Regions from separate parts of the Homo sapiens genome. Here regions 2 and 3 are each linked to region 1. A link is an interaction called in ENCODE POLR2A ChIA-PET data of the cell type or tissue named here. Cell type or tissue: Caco-2. All regions are shown on one strand.

Evidence for each region. Peaks named below come from ENCODE experiments on the same cell type or tissue, not always from the same donor. Only the 100,000 strongest peaks of a DNase experiment are listed, where the experiment ranks them.
Region 2: POLR2A ChIA-PET joins it to region 1 with 5 read pairs; 3 of 35 experiments call an interaction of 5 or more read pairs at or near these places.
Region 3: POLR2A ChIA-PET joins it to region 1 with 5 read pairs; 2 of 35 experiments call an interaction of 5 or more read pairs at or near these places.

The regions. Positions count from the first base shown.
Region 1 is chr1:114,548,568-114,553,567 of GRCh38, reverse strand. No RefSeq gene overlaps it. Among named protein-coding and RNA genes, the nearest start is that of BCAS2, 31 kb to the left of the region's middle. In Caco-2, no CTCF peak of the experiment used is centred here; a DNase peak (open chromatin) is centred at 2,007.
Region 2 is chr1:114,296,262-114,301,261 of GRCh38, reverse strand. No RefSeq gene overlaps it. Among named protein-coding and RNA genes, the nearest start is that of SYT6, 140 kb to the right of the region's middle. In Caco-2, no CTCF peak of the experiment used is centred here; no DNase peak of the experiment used is centred here.
Region 3 is chr1:114,131,903-114,136,902 of GRCh38, reverse strand. All of the region lies in intron 3 of SYT6 (synaptotagmin 6), which reads left to right. Among named protein-coding and RNA genes, the nearest start is that of SYT6, 19 kb to the left of the region's middle. In Caco-2, no CTCF peak of the experiment used is centred here; no DNase peak of the experiment used is centred here.

The DNA of each region.
Region 1 (5,000 bases):
AGAGATTTACACACCTGTAATCTCAACACTTTGGGAGGCCAAGGCAGGCAGATCACTTGAGGTCAGGAGTTTAAAGCTAGCCTGGGCAACGTAGCAAGATCCCGTCTCTACAAAAAAATAAAGTTATCTGGATGTGGGCACGTGCCTGTAGTCCCAGCTACTCAGGAGGCTGAGGCAGGAGGCCAGCTTCAGCCCAGGAGATCAAGGCTGCAGCGAGCTATGATCATGCCACTGCACTCCAGCATGGGCAACAGAGCAAGAATCCACATCTAAAAAAAGAAAAAGAAAAGAAAAAATTTCCTGTTTCTCTACACCCACCATGATGCATCCTTCCATTTTTTACCCATTTTCATGTGCTTTTTTCTTTCCTTGGAATACCTTCCCCACTTTGTTTCTTGATGAATTTATGTTTATCCTTCAAGGAAGAGGTTAAGGATAGTAGGCTCTCTGCAGTCTTCTCCATGATGCAGAGGTATATTCATCTTTATACAAATTTTTTAAGTTGCAGACATTTATCTCAAAATAGAGTAGGCTGGGCATAGTTGCTCACACCTGTAATCACAATACTATGGGAGGCCAAGGCAGGTGGATTGCTTGAGTCCAGGAGTTCAAGAACAGCCTGGGCAACATGGCGAGATCCTGTCTCTACAAAAAATAGAAATATTAGCCAGGCCTGGTGGCATGTGCCGGTAGTCTCACTTACTTGGGAAGCTGAGCTAGGAGGATCACTTAAGCCTGGCAGGTTGGGGCTGCAGTGAGCTGTGAGTGTGCCGCTGTACTGCAGAGACCCTCTCTCAAAAAAAAAAAAAAAAAAAAAAAAAGAGTAACTATTACCAAAAAAAAAAAAAAAAGGATGAAGTTGAGATATATGCTGGTAACAGAAAGATATTTGTGGTAGGCAGTTTCTACAGTGGCTCCCAATTCCTGCCTCCGATATTAACACCGTTGTATCATCTTTTGTGTGTGTGGGCTGGACCTAGTGACTTGCGTCTAACAAGTAGAATATGGCAAAAGTGATAGAGAGTCACTTCTGAGATTAGATGATAAGAGACTGACTTTCACTCTACTCTCACTCTCTGACTCTTGTGTTCCTTCTGATGAAGCAAGCTGCCATGTTGTGAACTGCCCTATGGAGAAGTCCATGTGGCAAGGAACTGAGGGTGGCCTCCAGCAGACAGCCAGAGCAAAACTGCACTCCGTGGTCCAATGGCCTGGGAGAAGGTGAATTCTGCCAACAACATGAGCAAGCCTGAGTCTACTGCAGTCCCAGGCGACACTTTTTCTTTTCCTTTCCTTTTCTTTTCTTTTCTTTTTTTTTTTTTTTTTTTTGAGACAGTTTCACTCTGTCACCCAGGCTGGAGTAAAGTGGCACAATCTCTGCTCACTGCAATGTACGCCTCCTGGGTTTCAAGCGATTCTCCTGCCTCAGCCTCCTGAATAGCTGGGATTACAGGCACCTGCCACCATGCCTGGCTAATTTTTATTTTTATTTTATTTATTTATTTTTTTTGAGACTGAGTCCCGCTCTGTCGCCCAGGCTGGAGTGCAGTGGTGCGATCTCAGCTCACTGCAACCTCCACCTCCCAGGTTCAAGTGATTCTCATGCCTCAGCCTCCCGAGTAGCTGGGATTCCAGGTGTATGCCACCACGTCCTGCTAATATTTGTATTTTTAGTAGAGACGGGGTTTCACCATGTTGGCCAGGCTGATCTCAAACTCCTGACCTCAAGTGATCCACCCACCTCAGCCTCCCAAAGTGCTGAGATTACAGGCATAAGCTACCGTGCCTGGCCTAATTTTTGTATTTTTAGTAGAGACAGGGTTTCTCCATGTTGGCCAGGGTGGTCTCGAAATCCTGGCCTCAAGTGATCTGCCCACCTCAGCCTCCCCAAAGTGTTGGAATTACAGGCGTGAGCCACCGGCCTGTTTTTTTTTTTTTTGAGCTGGGCTTTCACTCTATCACCCAAGCTGGAATGCAGTGGTGTGATCATAGTTCACTGCAGCCTTAAATTCCTGGGCTCAAGCAATCCTCCTGCTGGGCAACATTTTGACTTGCAGCCTTTTGAGAGATCCTGAAACAGGAGCCCCAACAAAGCCACATCCAGATTCCTGATCCATAGAAACTGTGAGATAATAAATGTTGTTTTAAGCCACCAAGGTTTGGAGCAATTTGTTATGCAGCATTAGATAACAAATAACAATACTATATTGCTAAGTGAAGGAAGTTGCAAAATAGCATATATATATATATACACACACACACACACTGTCGTCGCATTTGCACATAAAAACACAATTACATGTTTTTTCTATATAGTCACATCTCTTTTTACTAATTTTCACGTTAACTAAGAGGTTATTTGCATTTATGTAAGGTACATAGGGTAGACAAACTCATAGAGATAGAAAATGGAATGAGAGTTGCCAGGGGCTGGGGAAATGGGAAATGAGGAGTTGTTTAACAGGTAGAGAAGAGTTTTAATTAGAGACGATGAAAGTTCTTTGGATGGATGGTGCTGATGGTTGCACAACAATATGAATGTATTTAATGCCAGTGAACTGTACACCTAAAAATGTAGAAAATGGTAAATTTTACGTTACGTATATTTTACCATAATTTTTAAAAACCACAAAATGGGGAAAACATTTAAAATGAGACAATCTAATAATTTAAAAGGTTTTTATATATTACATTTTTTAAAAAAGATCCTATTCACCCTTTTTGAACAAATTCTAGTGTCTACATTGCAAAGGTTATCCTCTGACCAACTTAAAACTTAGGGTTTTAAGAGGGATGGTACGCCTGAAAAATCAGCCTTCTTTTCTCAAGTTCACATTCAGCAATGGGCTGGAGTTATCACCAATTACTTGCACTTAGTGAGCAGGCAGACACATAGCTACCATTTCCAGTGCTAGAGGGGAACCAAGGCTTTAAAAAAAACTCTAAGAGAATGGCAAGAGAGCTTCTTGAAAGATCTGATGGTATCTCAACCCTCATCAGGTAAATTCAGCAAAAGTCATCTGACCTCAGGGGGGAACCTGCAGAGCAGGGAAGCTGACCTCTCTATCTGAGTATGCGGCTGTGTCCTCTATGTTTTCAAGCTGTTAAAATTCTTGTGTGTTTACCTACATTAAAGAAACTTGTATTGTTGGCTTGGCTCTGTTGGTGTCTTTTAGTTAATCATACCATCATTGCTTTTTTTTTTTTTTTTTTAAGAAATGGTCTCGCTCTGTCGCCCAGGCTGGAGTGCAGTGGGACAATCTTGGCTCATTGCAACTTCTACTTCCCAGCTCAAGCGATCCTCCAGCCTCAGCCTCCCAAGTAGCTGAGACTACAGGTGCAAGCCACCACATCCGGCTCATTTTTTCAGTTTTTGTAGAGACCGGGTTTTGCCATGTTGCCCAGGCTGTTCTCCAACTCCTGAGCTCAAAGTGATTGGCCAGCCTTGGCCTTTCAAAGTGCTAGGATTACAGGTGAGCCACCATGCCCAGGCCATCATTACTTTTTTACATCTATACAGACTGGTATCAGAAGTGAAATTGGCTCAAAGTCCTAGCTCCTAAAGTAATTTGGGGGAATTTTTATGAAATGCAAGCAGAGATAAATGCTGCAAGATTTCTAGGATGGTTCTCAGATCATCCTTAGAGCAGGAACCCCAAAATGTTGTGACTTTTTATAGTAGAGAGGTATCAATTCACTGTCCACTCACATCTTGACTTCAAGTGGTTTGGCACAGTAAATTGAAAACATATAAACATTTGATGAGGCCAAAAACATAATCTATGGGTGCTTCTATCAGTTTTTGCTAGAGTAGCCCAGGTTCCTGGGGTTTTCTTCAGGTTCCCAAGGTTTTCTAAACAAGTTAACTAAGCTTATAAGAGAAGGAAATTATTAGCTGGGAGTGGTGGCACCTGCCTGTAATCCCAGTTACTTGGGAGACTGAGGCAGGAGAATTGCTTGAGTCCAGGAGGTGGAGGTTGCAGTGAGCCAAGATCACGCCATTGCACTCCTGGGCAACAGAGCAAGCCTGGGCAACAGAGCAAGACTCCATCTCAAAAAAAAAAAAAGAACGAAATTTAAACCAGTAGACACTGATATCTGGGATAAAAATACCTGAGTTAAAAAACTAGTGATTTGAAGAAAGACTGAGGACTCATTCAAGCCACAACTAACACTAGATTGAGCAACTTCTCAAGCAGAAACTGGGTAACCGCTGAGGCTGTGGAATTGAGAGGGGATGAGAGTGGTGCCAAAGTACGCTGACTCTCACTGGCCCCACCTTTCCTGGCAGTACCGAGAAAACCAAGGAGGAAGGGAGGTGAGCAAGTCATAGCTAAGGGGAAAATATTAAGTTAGAACAGCAATAGGACATTTTGGGGACACACTTGGGTATTACAGATTTACATAATATTGCATCAATTTTTTATTTCATGGGTAAGATAAAGGTATTGTGGTCTTCAAAGATACGTGCTGGAGTGTTTTAAGGATGAAGCGTTATGATGTTTAGGACTTACTTTCAATGGTTTCAGCAAGAAAAAAAGACATGCATAAATAGGAAGATAGATAATAGATGATAAGCATATATATATATATAACACAAATATAGCACAATACTAGCAACTGGATAAATCCAAGTGAAAAGTATGTGGGTGTTTATTATACTATCCTTTCATCTTTTCTGTAGGTTTAAAATTGTTCAAAATTAAAGTTTTTTTAAAATAATTTAAACTGCTGTGAATAGCTTTGTTTCAATATGTGTGAACTACTTTTGCTACTCTCAGAGACAAGGCTGAAATACATTATGACCTTGGAGCTCTGTCGTTTGTGAAAACTAACTGAAATTAAAAAAAAAAAAAAAATATATATATATATATATATATATATAGTAGAGGCTGGATGCAGTGGCTCATGCCTATAATCCCAGCACTTTGGGAGGCCAAGGCAGCACAATCACTTGAGCTCAGGAGTTCAAGAACAGCCTGACTAACATGGTGAAACCC
Region 2 (5,000 bases), 250 kb after region 1:
ACCTCTCAGTTGAAGGAGTGGTAATGAATTTGTGAACAAATTTTGCCACTACGTCTGTCACTACCTCTTTCTTGTGATAGAATATTTTCAGTTTTACTTCAATTTCTTTTTCATATTAAGCTCAAAATAATATTAAATTTGATATATTTGCCAAAAATAACATATAGACTATTATCCAGTTTTTTAAAAATTAGCTCTATCCATCTATCCACCTTTGCATCTGGATATATGCATAAGGAGACATATAGAATGATGTTTCATATTAATTGTGGTTACTTCTAGATAATGATATTTAAAATTTTTTTTTTAAAACTTGCTTTGGTTACTCTTCTATTTATATGAATTTATTTGTATCATTTTAATAAAACCAATAAAGTCATTATTTTATTAAAACCTAGAAGGAAGAAAGTTGTTGGAAACCTAAATTTTCTCCTAGTCAGATAGGCAATACTCACAATGTCAGTGGGTTGAAAGTGCCCTTGGGAACCACAAGTGCCACTTACTGTGTGGAGGAGGAAAATGACGTCCAGAGAGGGACTTGCTCCAGCTCACACATCTAGTCTCATTCAGTCCCACAGGAAGAAGAGGCATCAATTACCTGGTCAATTACTTGCTGCTGGGGAAACACTCAGGGAGCTGTGTGATAGGCTGGCCAAGAGACAGTGAGTTGTGTGTCACAACTTCTTCCTAAATATGAAGGAGGGAATTGGCTTGGATTTATCTAATATGAATCTATGCATTTGGATGTACCATGTGGAGCCATATATGTGGCGGGAAAATTCGGTTACCAGCTTGATTTCTGGGCACCTTAGCAGGAACTTAGATTTCTCCTGGTCCTTTAAATTTAAATTCCTTTTCTGGATGTCTACCTTAGGGATGAACTGTCCAGAGGGGTAGTCTAGTCTATCTGTGGCCTAAGACCTCTGTGACACATGGATATTCCCGGCGTAAGGATTTAAAAGTCCCTTTGAAAATGGAAGGTTCTGAGGTGGAAGGTCTGGCTTTCCAGACAAAGGGAAAGTATATTTCAGAGGAATTGCTTATGCAGAGCTGAGTCTATTTCAGATTAGGCTCCACGTTGCAAATTGCCATTGCTCCTGTTCCATCACTGAATAAATCACAGTTGGGTTTTGTGAGTAATTTCTGGGGTGCAAACAGAAATGGCTGGGGCTCCTGCTGTTGCTGGGGAGCTGGTTATAGGGATGGTCACAAGATGGACTGTCACTGCCGCAGGCCTCTCTCACTTGGTGAGGCTCCCAGGAGCCTATTTCTTGACCAGAGGACTTGATCTTCCAGGACTGGTGCAGCCTGCCCTTGCCTTTGCGATCCAGCACCCGACACCACGTGTGGTCTTGGCCAGCTCTGCTCCTTACGGAGGGGCACGATGTGGAGTTCATTTTCACTAAATCTTCCCCGACATTTTGCTGAAGTTACTATTTCCCAGTGTTCAACTGCTCTCTGGTGACCTTAATGGGAAAGCAGCCAGCCTCCAGCAAATCTCTTTTTTGAGGAGAGAGAAACATGCCCAGGAAGCCAGCAATAAATAAAGACCCAGTGCAGTGAGTGAAGCAAGGATAGAAACCTGCTGTTTTGTCCAATTGCATCAGGAAAAAACAAAACATCCAGGAATCTATCTGGTCTGATTTGCTTTGCTGTTTCTTTTAAAGGACATTTCCCCGAGAGGCTAATTCTCCTGTTTTCATTCTTGCTTTCTCTGCTGCCGCAAGAGGGCTGGAGAGGTTTGTCTCTATAATCCTTCTACCTCTTCCTGTCTCCCATCATGAACAACAGAGAGTACTTCAGGAATTAATGTACTGTCTTTTGAAAAGTCATGTCTCATTCAGAACACTTTTGAGAAGGACGACAAGGAAATGAGATTAGGAGGGTTTTGTACAGTTCAGGAAACAAACCATCCTTTTAACAACCAACATTCCAAACACTTTAATTGAGCACATTCTATGTACCAGGTATAGTGTTCAGCTCAGGGCAAACAGCACAGAAAGGGGCAAGGAGGCATGGAGAGCTTATTGCATTTGGCGAATCATAAGTAGTTCTGAGTAGCTAGAGTGAGAGATGCATAGGATTTCTCACTGTTTTCAGAGATGAAAAAGACAAAAAGATCTCCCCTTACAGACTTCTTATTTTAATGAAAAGGACAGAAAAGAAAACAACCAATATGCTTGATGCTTTAATGAAAGGATGTGTGCCATGGTGCCCTGGGAACTGAAAAGAAACAAGGATGGAGTTAAAACAGCCAGGGATTATTGGCGGAGATGGAGGTTGGAGTGGAGGTCAAGGAGGGTTCACAGCACAGGAGAAGCTTGGGCTGAGTGTTGAAGGGTAAGTAGATTTTTCTCAAGTCCACAATGGATGAGAGGGAACACCAGACAGTGGAAACAGGATATACAAATGCTTAAAGGCCTGAGGACATGTTTTGCAGTATGGAAATTACAAATATAATGCAATGGTTCTGAACAGCCAGCGTACAGAGTATGGAGTGGTTGGAGTCCAGAGAAACCAAAAGGAGGCTGGCTGACACCTTCTGCCTTGGGCTTCTAGGAGATTGGATTGACCAGAACTCATGGCCATTCCAAGCACTGACATCTCAGCTCCAGATACTTATATACTAGGATAACCCAGACAAGAAGCTGTCAGCCCTTTCCATATTTTAAAGGGTAGAAGTTCTTCTGAAAATCTAATGAAGACGCAGACTGCTTCCCAGATAACTGCACACTCAAGTCAGACAATTTCAGAGAGTTTGCAGACCTTTCTGAAGTACATGCCCCAGATTAAGACCACTCTTAAGGTAGAATCCGATAACTTCACAAGCAAACCAAACATCATCTCCAGGGAATGCAGACAGGTTTTCCTGACAGCAGCACAACACCATCCCTTGGTTGCAATTGCCCTTCTAACCTCATATTTTCTTCGACTCAGTCACCCAAGAAATGCAGCCACGACGAGCACCAGTTCTCTCAGCACCTCTCATGATGCTGCTTCTTTGCCTCTTCATTCAGTTTTCTGAGTGGCAGAGGTGCACATTAGGTCATTTGAAATGATTTCATTTGTGCACAGCAAGTGATGGGCAGGAAATCACTGAGCCCACGGCAGCAGCCCAGCGCAAGCGGCCGGCACAGCAGATCGATGCAGAAGGACGGGGTGGAATTGACCTCCCTTCGTGGACTAAGGCGGCTTCACTGGAAGGAGTTTTAATTACAACGCTGAACTGTATTTGTCATATAAAGCACATCAGGGATAAAATATTAAAAGGGCACATACTCCTTTCCAGGAGAATGAGTTTTTCTGCCAGTGTATTTTATTGGAACAATAATCCTGACGAAATCAAAGTAACACTGAGCCCCCTGCCAGGGAGAGCTGATGAAAGCAAAGGCATCTTCTCATGAAAACACTTACCCGTTATTCAGCACCGACTCTGCACCAGCCTTATTCTACATTCATCGGTTTATTCAGCTCTCCTGCTGACCCACCAGGACCCATCTGACACATGGGGAGACTGAGGCTCAGAGAGATGTGAGGGTCACAGCCAGTAAAGGCAGGGATGGAATTTAAACCAAGGCCACTTGGTTATAAAGCATATCATCTTTTTCTTTTTTGTTGTCTTTTAAATTCAATCTTTTTCCTGCAAGGTAACAAATACACATAGTCTAGAAGATCGAAAACTATAACCAGGTTCATAACAAAACCCTGAAATCTTCTACCTGGTGCCTTGGAGAAACAACCAAGTGGGTGTGTGTGTGTGTATACAGAAGGCAAGGGAGAGAGAGGTATCTATTTTAAGGAATTGGCTAATGTGATTATGGAGGCTGGCAAGTCCACAATCTGTATGGTAGGTGGGCAGGCTGGAGACCCAGGAAAGAGCCCGTGTTGCCCCTCGAAACCAGAGGCTGCCTGTTGGCAGAATTCCTTCTTGCTTAGGGGAAGTCAGTCTTTGTTCTCTGAGACTTTCAAGAGATTGGATGAGGCCCACCCACATTATGGAAGGCAGTCTGCTTTACTCAAAGTTCACCAATTTAAATGTTAATCTCATTTTAAAAGCACCCTCACAAAATCATCCAGAATAATGTTTGACCAGGTAGCTGGGCACCGTGGCCCAGCCAAGTTGCTTCATAAAACTAACCATCACATCCACTTTCAACTCTATTAAGTGTTTAATCTAGTACTTACATCCACATTTTTTTTAAACACGCTTTTATTGTTCTTTCTTTTTTTTCTGTTTTAAGTGTTAACTATTGAGTTTTTGTGATGACACTTGCAGATTTAGCTTTCTCACACACCTCGCCGTCAGTCCTGTCTCTGCACCATCCTCTCAACACTGTTAAATTACCCTTTAAACCAATTTCAGAGTTCACATTATCATGATTGCTGAACCACATGGTGTACTTCACTTATGTTTCCTTTCTCATTCATATTTTTGTTCCTTTTGGGAGTTGAAAATCATCCCATGTTTTGTTTGCTTAGTTTACTGCTCAGTGGCTATTACTGATTAATCCCCAGACTCCGACAGCACTGAAAAATCTCTCAATACACTGACCTGTCTTGAGTATTCTGTCTATTCCTCCCGCCTGCTCTTTTCTTTCTCCTTCCTTCCTGTGTGTTGTTCCTGAGCCCTGTGTGTTGCTCAGATCTGTATTGGCCTTTCCCTAGGCCTGCAAAGCTACAGTCCCCAACATCCCTATGACCATGCCGTGGGAATTCAGTTGCCTCCTTTCTGTGTGTTCATCCCCGACTACCTGGATCCCATGTTTTCTTCTTTCTTGATTTCTTCTTTTTTAAAACATTTTTATTTTGGTGGAGCACATTTTCTAGTAGCTTCCTGAAAAAGACTGCCTGCAAGTGAGTATTTGAGGCCTTGCATGTCTGAAAATGTCTTTCTTCTATCCTCACACTTCACTGACAGCTTGAATAGGCATAGACTTCTATGTTGAAAATGATTTTCCTCCAGAATTTTGAGGCCTTTGTTCTATTATTTTCTGGCTTTC
Region 3 (5,000 bases), 420 kb after region 1:
CTCCCATTAGAACAAGACACGCGGTAACTCCTAATATCAAGGGAGAAGGGGCAAAGTAATCCTACCGAGTGCCCAGAAGGAGAGCTGGACATATGTAATGAACAGCACGAATGACGACACACAGCAGAGTCCCTTTGCTTGGGCATTGTTTTCCCAGTCAGGTATGGGAGATGGGGGAGGCCAGCCCAAAAGGAGACCTGACTAACACCTACACAGGAGGTGGGTGCTGGGCTGTTTGCAACCAGCTGGAATTAATCAGGGAAGGTTTCAAGGAGCTGGGGCTCAAGTTGGCTTTTAAGAGAAGGGAGCACAGGTTTGGCACAGAGAACTGGAGAGGACACATCTGGAGCCCTTCGGTCTGGCATAGCCCTTCGCTCCAGTCCCCTGGGTTGAGGAAGCTGTGTAGCTGCATCCTGCAGGTATAGCTAGTGTCCTCTCTCTAAGCACCCCCAGGCAGCTGAGAGCTCAGTGGGGGCATTCCCTCCAAGCTCCAGTGGCCTTGCATCTGCTCTCTTGAGTGCTAACAGGTTGAGGGGCAACCTGGATATTTCCTCCACTATATCTCTGAGGAGGGGCAACCCCACTCTGTCTGCAGACTCCCGCTTGGATAGTCAATACTCAATATCTCTGTGTTGAGCCTGTGAAGAGAGGGGCTGGGAAAATCAGCCCTGCTCTGGTGTGCAAAGGGCATAAATCTTGTTTTGTTCAAAGAGAGAAAGCTTAGTGGGCTCTGCTTACACCCCAGGAAGGGTCTGGGGGACACGCCATTCTCATAGCTTGTGCTGACTTTGACCAGTCCAGCCCAATGGCTCAGTACCTCCCCCACCTTTGCTTTCCTGAAATGTCATCCCTAAGAAGAACATAAGTAGCCGGCTGGCCAGCAGGCAGACGGGGCGAGCAGACAGGGCGGATTGGAACAGCAGCTCTGTGGCAGCCCCAGGCCCGAGCGCTCCACTCCATAAATCACTCTGAAGTTTACATTTGGTGCAGCTCTTCCCTGTGGTCTCCTTAGGCTGTGGCTTCATTATGGTAACTGGACAGGTAGAGAAAAGCAGCTCAGTCCTCCTCACAGTGAGGTTGCCACCCAGGGAGAGGGGTGAGGGCCAGGGGCTGCAGGAAGCAGAGCTCAGCCCAGCCCTTCTAGGAGCCTCCTTTGCTCCTTGCCAGAGCCCACCATCTGGTGTCTTTGGCTCCAGGCATGAATGGAAGCCTCATGCCTGGGGCAGGCAGTCTGTGCCCAAGCACACTCCTCACCTGGATGCACCTTTCCATATCCAAGAACCCCGTGGCTGTCCTGCCCTTGTCCCATCCCCACTTCCCCCACCTGGCTTCTGAAAAGGGCAGATCAACCAAAGAGCATAGGACAAATCACCATCATCCTCATCATCCTCAACTAGTATCATTATAGCCCTCCTCCATCTCCTCCTCCTAAGAACACTGTGCCAGGCATGGGGTTGAGGGTGGGGCTGGGGTAGAAAACAGCTTCTTTGACCCACAGAAACTTGTCATGTAATTACAGAGACAGGAAAAGTCCATGCAGTAGCTGGTAGTGCAAAGCAGCAAATACGATCCTCTGGGTATGGTTGCAGGATCCTTAGAGTTAGGACAGCTGGTGAAGGTCTCCTTGATGAGGAGAACTAAATCAGGTGGGGAAGGACAGTTATAAATAACTCGACAGGACAAGAGGAAGGGGGAGCATTCCAGCCAGTTGCAGAGGGAGTCCAGGTGCAGGAGTTTCCCAAGCTGCAGAGCCCCACCCATGCTCAGACAGCCTGTCTTACCGTCTGTCTGAGCTGGATGTTCCTTCTCAAGTGAGTCCCCTGCCACCCTCCAACCCACAGCCCCACCAGCAGGTAGAGTTCTCAGGAGCAGGCTCATCACCCTGCCAGGTAAGGACTCAAGCAAAAGAGGGGGAAGAGGTGCGAGAAGGCTGATGCTTGTACCTATATGTGGTGCTGTCAAATTTTAATTATTTGGGGGCCAAGGAGACCCAAGTCATCACAGTCACCAGGAATGACAGAGCACTAAGCATATATGAATTCCCATACCAGCACAATGGGGGACAGTACTGATGAGATGAGCGCAGCCAACAGCCAGCTCCCATCTCTCCCATGTGTCTGATTCCATTCCCAGAGCTGCCCTTTGGACCTGAGCTCAGGAATCTGGCAGCTTCTGAAAAACACCTGACATTTCTGCCTCTTGCCTTTGCCAACAAGGTTCTCCATGTCAGGCAGATCTGTTCCCACCTCTCTGCCTGGTGCAAACCAATCCACCTTTCAGAGCCTACCTGCCGTCATCCTCCATGTGGCCTCCTGGTCTCACAGCAGCTGCCTCTCCCGTGTGTTCTCTGTATCCCCGAGTTATATCCTGAGTCATATTCTATCTTGTAAAGTCCTCCCAATGGCTCAGGAATGGCTTGTGACCCACATTTGACTTTCTCTTGTATTTTCCCTCAGGGCTGAGTGTAAGAACCCAGTACTTTCTTGTTAAATGACCAGTGGCTTACTTAATTCAATTAAAACTATATATGGGTACCCAAGGAAAAGACTATTAAAGAAGCAGTTGGAATTGAATGGGGTTAACCTGGGAAGGCTTCTTGGAGGAGAAGCAGCTCAAGTAGTATTTAGAAAATGGCTTAGAGCCAGGCTTGGTGGGGAGAGACCCAGCCTGTGCATGTGTTCAGAGGTGAATGGGATGGTTTGTGTCTGGGGTAACCAGCCCGATCAGGTAGTCTGGACCAAAGCAGAGAGCCTGTGACCCGCATGCTGAGCAGAAGGAAAGGCACCGTGAGAAAGGGGACTTGGAGGTTGCTCTGTGCTCACCAAAGTGATGTGAATGCTGCCTGTGTTGCTCCTTGAGTTTGTGCAGGAGAGTCGGATTCGGCCCTGGCAGGTGGCACCAGGCAGGTCCCTTGTTCCCACCCCCACCCTGGTGCTTGACTTGAAGTACCAAAGCCTGAAACATTTGCATTGTTTTCTCACAGCCACAGAACCCTGAGCTCAAGGCTAGTGGAGGGGAGGTACACATCCGAGGAGTCTAGCTCTTTGTTAATTGCAAATCTTAAGCCTCAAGGGACACTCACCTCCCCAGCCCAGATTGTTCCAGAGGGAAGTCTGGGCAGCACAGCAGCTAACATGCCCCACTGGCTGGAGAGCCAGAGCAAACCGGGCCTGCAGGGCAGTCGGAGGCCTCGTGCATTGCATGGAATTAAGAAACTCAGGCCTAGGATGGAAATTTTGGGAGTTCACTGCACCCATTCCAGCCCTGGGAAGCACTGCCCTGCTGTTTCCCCCATCTCTCCTTCTGCCTGGCTTGCCCAAGGGCCCCTGATAGTCTCCTGGGCATTCCCAGAGGTTTGCCACTGTCTCTCCAACCAGAGCTTCAATTGGCTAAGATCACCATGCTCTTCCCTCCTAGCATCTTCTGCCCCCAGTCTCATTATTTCTAAATAAAGCTGTAGATTTATCATTATAATAGAGCTGCCGTCACCCGGGTTTGCTAACATCTCTAATCTTGTAGTTATTGCTACAGAGGACTCAGACCCCACCGCACACAACTATTCCTGTCGCTATTCCCTCTCCTTCACTGTGGCAGGAGACAAAGGCTGTAACTGGGGCCATAAATATGTGCTGTGCTTGGTAATGCTAATGGATTCGGCCATCTTCCTGCCTTACCAGGTCCCTACTAGTTTAGAGTATGCGTGTGTGTGTGTGCATGTGTGTTGTTTTTGGACTAGGATAGAGTGTGTGTGTGCATGCATGTGTATGTGCGTGGGCATGCATTTGTGTGTGTGTGTGTTTTAGGGGTGATGAAGTGTTCCATATACTTCCAGAGAGCCTGGACTGAGGGTATGCAGGGAGGAAGGGAGGCCTTAAATGGTAGAATAGCCTCTGGCTTGGAAATGAGCAGAGTTGTGCAGAAGGAGTGCAGGCTTTATTGTCAACCCAACCTGAATTGCATTCTAGCTTCCTTACTTTCTAGCTTTAAAACCTTGGGACATTATCTAAACTGTGCCTCAGGTTTGACATCAGCAAGATGGGGATTAATAATGGCTTCTAGTCCTATTGTTATTATATGTAGTAAATGAAACAGAGTACACAGCCACCCAGGACAGCACTGTCACAGAGCAGCTTGCTGAGCCCTATTCCTCTGGTGCCCTTCCTGCTGGCTTAGCCCATGTGTCACTTCTGTACCACTCCCAGGCCTGACCTTCCCCTTCAGTCCAGGTCATCTGTTCTGACTGGTTGTTGGACATTATTATTCATTTTTTATTTCTTGTCTTGGCTATGCCATGTGTTTTCTGTGTGACCTTGAAAAAGTGACTTTCCATCTCTGGGCTGCATTTTCCTCAGTATTAAACCATCTCTAGAATCCTGTAATTCTCAGCTTCTCCCATGGAGAAGTTCTTGGCTCTCATGCTTTCACAGAACAGAGCTACCCATTCTCCGGGAGTGTGGTCTCCACAGCAGAGGCCGAAACCCCACAGTGATAAGCCACTGGGCAGAATTTCCAGACATCCCCACTCTTTCCTTAAATATCAAAGAGTCAGGCCTCTCTTCAAGCCCGTGGGGAATGTCCTCTAGGAGGTTTCTGCCACAGGGGAGGCCCCATCAACAACCCTTCCTCCTCTTTTTCCCATGAGCCACATTCCTATGCTGGCACTCAGCTCCCTCCCTTCCATCTCCTTTCTGATCCCCATTTACTGGGATGCGCTGGTCATTACTTATTGAGCTCCTGCTAGCTGCCAAGGGCACAACCTGCTTTGCCATGTTTCATCCTCACCACAACACTTATGGTCATCCCCCATATGTAAATAAACAAACGAAGGTTTGAGGTTAGGTGACTTACCCATTGTCACCCAAACAGAAATAATAAAGCCAAGATTTGAACTCATGATCCTTGCACCGCCAGAGGGAAGCATGGTTACATTGTTTCTTGGGACAGAAAATAAACACTGAAATTGTGCAGCTCATCAGGGGATCCAGAAGAGTGTTTTGTTC